2 separate regions of the Homo sapiens genome follow, and region 1 is linked to region 2. A link is an interaction called in ENCODE POLR2A ChIA-PET data of the cell type or tissue named here. Cell type or tissue: K562. All regions are shown on one strand. Links, peaks and the distances in the headings refer to the core of each region. The heading gives the core; the rest is flanking DNA.

What was found. Peaks named below come from ENCODE experiments on the same cell type or tissue, not always from the same donor. Only the 100,000 strongest peaks of a DNase experiment are listed, where the experiment ranks them.
Region 1: POLR2A ChIA-PET joins it to region 2 with 5 read pairs; 2 of 35 experiments call an interaction of 5 or more read pairs at or near these places.

What each region holds. Positions count from the first base shown.
Region 1 is chr10:62,768,130-62,771,044 of GRCh38, reverse strand. No RefSeq gene overlaps it. Among named protein-coding and RNA genes, the nearest start is that of ADO, 35 kb to the left of the region's middle. In K562, for the core only: no CTCF peak of the experiment used is centred there; a DNase peak (open chromatin) is centred at 1,284.
Region 2 is chr10:62,613,608-62,616,522 of GRCh38, reverse strand. No RefSeq gene overlaps it. Among named protein-coding and RNA genes, the nearest start is that of ADO, 190 kb to the left of the region's middle. In K562, for the core only: no CTCF peak of the experiment used is centred there; no DNase peak of the experiment used is centred there.

The DNA of each region.
Region 1 (2,915 bases), core at 279-2,778, 150 kb before region 2:
CAGACCTCATCGCTCTCAGCTCCTCATTTACCAGCTAATACTTTAGCTACTTGCTAAAGTAGTGAGAGGGACAGAGAGACCACATGAAATGATGAAGGAAAACTCCCAGGGTACCCTCACGGACTGTACAAACTACCTCCCGGTTTTCCTTGGACAGGCATTGACTATCAAACCCATACTTCTTCATATTCGTGGCCATTGAGACATAAACATCGTCTGGGGGCAGGTCTGCACTTTCCTGTCATCCTGCATCTCTCTGAGGCTTAGAGAAACTAAGGGCACATGTGGAGGAGTCTGCCTTTTCTTAGGAAAAGGAACTTGTGTAGGAATTAAACTGATTGTTTTCCAGGGAGAAGAGCCATGAAAACATGAATTTTCACTTTTCTAAACTAAGAGGTCCCACTTCATTGAGAGAAATAATATCAACAGCTGACATGTGTTAAGTGCTTACAATGTGCCAAGCACTGTATTATCTTGTTAAAAAGAGATGCCAGTGGGTAGCATGACCAAGAAAGGGAAATATAAAAGTTGTTTGATAGAAGACCGCACATAGGCCCGAGGTGAACTAGAAAGGAAATAGGAAAACTGGACTTAAATCCTGGTTTCTGCAAACACTAGGGATCCTTTGTAAATGCATTCCCCTCATTAAAGCCTGGCTTTGTTATAAAATAAGAATAAATACCAGCCTGGAATACAAAAGTCAGATTTCTCAGTCAGGAAATGGCCCTAGTGCAGTGGGTTTTGTTTTTGTGTTTGCCTTTTCAGAGTCATGGAACTCTTTTAGAAGCTGAGAAGTGCTAAGAGCTCTCTCTAGAAATTACAAACACACATATATATGCAAGCAGAATGTTGAACACTATTTCTGGGGTTGCCAGCTCCCTTGGAACCAGTTTTCTTTGGTGGGTGGAATAGCATCAGCAAAGTCTGGTAACAAGCAATACCTGTAGGTTCAGGCAGGGAGGCTGGCTGGCAGGAAGTTCAGAGAAAGCCTACCAGGGGCTTCCCAGCAGCAGGAGGGGGAATAAGCAATTGTCAATGTTTCATCTGTGTGGGAGCTCTTACTGGGAATGCTTGGCTATAGGTGTCAGAGACTCAGCATGAGGACTGAGACTTAAAGAGTTAAAATTCCCATCCTGGAGAAGACTGGTGGGCTACTGGAAAGAAGCCAAGAAAAGGCCCCAGGAGTCAAAGAAGAAAAGAGTTAACAGAAACTGGGCTAGAAGGTACAGGCTGGGTCACAAAGAAAGCCCAGTAACCAAAATCAGGGTCACAGCTGACTTGGATGGGCCCAGGATGACTCAGCAAGATTTCCCTGGCTATGAGATAGCTGGCTTTAGACCCTGATGGTGGCTGAGCCCTTTGCTAGGGTGATGTGGGCCTGTCTCTGGAAATATGGTGGGGAGGGAGGGAGCTGGAAAAACAGTCCGCCTAGTTATTAATATTACAGCTATGGTGCTATCCCTCCTCCAAGCTTTACTAACTTGGCTATGGGTATGCCTCTGTTACCATTTTCAAGTCTTCTTAACACATTCAACTTTGAGACCAGAGAATGTTTTTTACTTTTTGCATGTTTCTCATCCTGCACATGTGTCTGCTTATTTACAGTTACCTTTTTCCTGCCATTCCTCTACCATTAGCCAGTTCTGTTCCACTCTCTGAGTGGGGAGACCCATTGCTCATCTTGCCTTGGCCTCCCTCAACAAAAGTAAAAATTGGCAGCATTTGTTAACCCATCAAATATTTTTGAAATTTTACTGATCTATTAAGTCTAAATTCTGGGAACTATTGGATTATGGTGTCCTCAGTTGGGTTGCGTGGGTACTCAGGAAATATTTATTGAATGAATGATTCAATGAGACAGGAATTATATCCCATAAAGCTAAGGGCTGAAATATCTACTACTTGCTTTGCTCGTTTTGATAGCTCTTGAAAGATTAGTGCGGAGACAGGCTGAGGTCCCTAGACGGATGGTTAATTAGGAGATGGGACCCCTCTGGACTGCCCCATTGCTAACTAGGCAGCAGCCTGTCTACTTGAGTGGCGGCACTTTCTTTGATAGCGTTAGTATATGAAAATAATGGTGTTGTCTTTGATAAAGTAGGGATTGTTATCAGCTATTAGTCAGTTGCTGTCATTTGAAAGAGAACACACATAAAGATCTCTTACCAGTTAGCCGATGGGACAAACAGGGACAGCAGAGACTCCCGTTTCTCCCCTCGCCCCCACTCTGGTGGGTGCTGTAGCATACAGTGGATCTGTGGCCTAAGTCATAAATGTTTACCAGCAACTAATTAAACTACTTTAGGAGCTCAATTAAGCACTAGCTGAAATTGAAGATGTGAAATAAGTCATGAATGTAATGAAGATTGAAGGAAACAAGTAACAGGATGTGCAGGAGAGTCATAATTGTGCCATTAAGGTCAGATTGCATCTTGCCAGAGAGCTTTGGTGCTCGACTTGATGAGGGCTCTTCTTCCTCAGATTAGATTCAAATTATGAAGAGCAGTGTGTGTGTGTGTGTGTGTGTGTATGTGTGTGTGTGCGTGCGTGCGCTGGGTGGGGGGTTCTCCTCTTTGATGGCTGTATTTAGCAGGAGATTAGTTGCTCAAATTTGCCCTTTGGTTCAATAGAAAGAAATACAATGTAACTTAAAATGAAGTCAAAATCAATGTAATTTAGAATGTAATTTTGTGTGTACTGGAGTGTTGCTTGGGAAGTTAGATGAGCGTGGTCTGGAGAAGAAATAGAAATCCAAGGATTGAAGGTTTTTGTCAATAGGAAAGAATCAGTAAGTTCACAAGTTTCCATATTAAAAATGGATCTCTACATTTATGAGATACACAATTATTTTGCAGTGGTTGAAAAAAAAGCACTCCTCATAGAGATTCATAATGCTTTCATATGGCTGAGTTAAG
Region 2 (2,915 bases), core at 89-2,588:
GGAAGGAAGGAAGGAAGGAAGGAAGGAAGGAAGGAAGGAAGGAAGGCGAAGGAAGGAAATACTGGAGGCAGAAAGGAGGTGGCTTTGTAGGTGCCTGAGGTTGAGCCAGATTCCTTTAAGGAAATGATTCTAGATACACACTCCACACCTGAAATATCCTTTCCCTTCTTCCTCTCCACTTAGCCCTTCAAATCCTCCTCTTTGCACAAGCCCCACAAAGACAGGGATCTTGTCAGTCTTGCTCAGAACAATTCTTTGCAAATAGTAGGTATTAATTATTGGTGGAGCAAATGATGGGTTCAGATGAACTGCCGTTACCTCCTCTGAAGCTTCCCAGCCCACCTCAGCTTCATGATTCTCTCTCTTCTGAATTGAAGCTTCTGAAGGTCTCCTGGCAAGAAGCTATTGCAGTGCAGAAAGCACATAGGATCAAATCCTGGCTCCACCTCTTACTGAATGTTTCCAAATGTCCAAATTAAATGTTTCCACTTCAATTCTCTCCATCCTCAGTGTTCTCATCTACAAATGGGGTTATTTTTCCCAGGTCTCTAGTGAGAACCACAGGAAAGATGTATAGGTAAGAAAGTCCCTGACACTTCAAACCATGAATTCAGCAAGTATTTTGGACTGTCATTCAACGTATCTTTTATAATTGCTTCAAATTATTTAGCTTTCTAACTTAATGATAATAGGAATAACCATCATTTGCTGAGCAACTAACTACTCTCCACTGCACACTGTAGCTGTTACACACATGATCTCTAATTCTCACATCTGCCATGGGAGGCAGGTACTATTATCCCTGTTTTGTGGATGAGTAAAGAGAAACTGGAAAAGATTAAGAGAATGAGTCCAAGTTGCACCCATTGTCATCATCCCTAGAGCCAGAGTTCAAATCCTGATCTGTCTGCCACGTGGCTTTCCTGGCCTCGCAATCTAGAGTGTAAGCTTAAACTAGCCTCTAAAGGTTAGTCTAAGCTTAAGGCCAGGAATCACCTCCTTGTTATCTGTTCTCTTACAGTATCTAGCCCATCACACTTCCTTATACCTAGCATATCCATATATATTTGTTGGTTTTTAATATTCTGCGAATTGAAGTGCTGACATTGCTTGATGATCTAGAAGCTAATTCATGACTCTAAAACTTTATGGTCCTCTCTATAGACTGCAATCTTTTGGCTCCAAGAGGTTAAGGAAACTAAACATATGAATAGTAGAAAGTGTCATATTCCTGGATAATAGAGTTATTTTAAAAAACAAACAAGGGATGCTGGTACAAATCTCAGAGTACTTAAGGCATCATCCAGAAAAAGAAAAAGAAAAAAAGAACACTTCCCCTGGCCTGGATATAGATGGTGGGTCTGACTGGGTTGGCATGTGATGCCCTGCCTGGCAAGACAGGACAAGAAATGAATCAACTGCCCAATGCGATGGTATGTGCTATTTCCAAGCTGCCTAGCTCATGAGTGCTGCACAATCCAGCAGCCCACTCTAATTTGTCACACCAAAGGCTGCCTTCTTAGTAAACAGTTGTCCACACTTCTGTTGGTTCTGAGTCACCGCTTAGTGTTCAAACTGAAATGCCAGTGCAGTCCTTGGACTACACCATGCAGTGTGAAACCAAGGGAGGCGGGCCAGGCAGGACAGCACTTCCTGTGGAAACTTCCGGGTCTTGCAAAGGAGCCAGAGCCTCCAACCAGTGTTCCGCAAGGGATGGTTGCAGAGCAGCCCCCTGGTCAGAGCTACCCCCTCCTCTCAGTGAACCCCCTCTCTTTATAGCTGAGGAAACTGGAGGTGAACTGGCTTTGTGACTTGTCCAAGATCCCACAAGTCTTTTTATGACCTGGCTTCTACCCTCTTCGATGTCATCCCCCACCTCATCCCACAAGCATCCTCTTCCCAGTCAGATGAAGTCATTTCAGCGACATTATTGAGTGTGCCACGTTATTTCACTTCTCTTGTCTTTGCGTGTATGTCCTGTCAACCTGGATGCCATTTCTACTCCTTCGTGGCTGGGGAATGACTCATCCTCCAAGACCCAACTCAAGCATCTCTTCCTTTCCGAAACCCTTTTTGACCAGTTGTTTCTCCTCCATCAAAGCAGATCTATCCATTCTGTGCTCTGTTCACATAACTGCTTATCAACCTGGAAGGCATCATATCTTAGAAATCTGTTTACTCCCCTAGGCCATGGGTAGTCAAGTGGCAGTTAGGATTGTGTTCAGCTGCAAGTAACCAAAAGCCCAGTTGATCAATATCTTAGACAAATTAGGGGACTAATTTTTTTTAGATAGCCAAGGTTGCCGTGATAACTCTATAATATGATTAATCATTAGGGCCCCTGTTTCCATGTAGATTTCTGCTCAGCTCTCTTTAATTTGTGGCTGTTTTCTTCATGCTTGTCACCCAGTGGTCACAAAATGACTGTTCTTTCTCTATATCCAACTTCCAGACTGGAAAAAGGGAAGTTAATAAGGTATTCACTAATGAAGCCTGCTCCTTCTACAGAGCTTTCCTGGAAGCTGCACTTAGTGACTCTTGCTTCTCTCTCTTTGGTCAGAATGGGACTGGATAGATATCCCTAGTGGCAAAGAGAATGGGAGATATATTTGATGACTTGAATGAATTGAAATTCCAAATACAATCAGGATTTGGATTGTTAGGAAGAAGGGGAGAATTGATATTGGGTAAGAAAGTAACTACCATATGTAGGGATTATGTTGCATTTTTCATTCTCTCTCTGGGGCTTAGCATAGGGCATGGCACATAGTAGGTACTCAATAAATAAATGTCCAAGAAAGAAAGGAAGCGACATTTTATAATTCCCTAGTCCACTGCTATTTGTACAGTATGACTCAGCACATCTTTGAGCTTTTAGACATGAAACGAAGCTTTCTGGGGGTGGGGAAGAACAG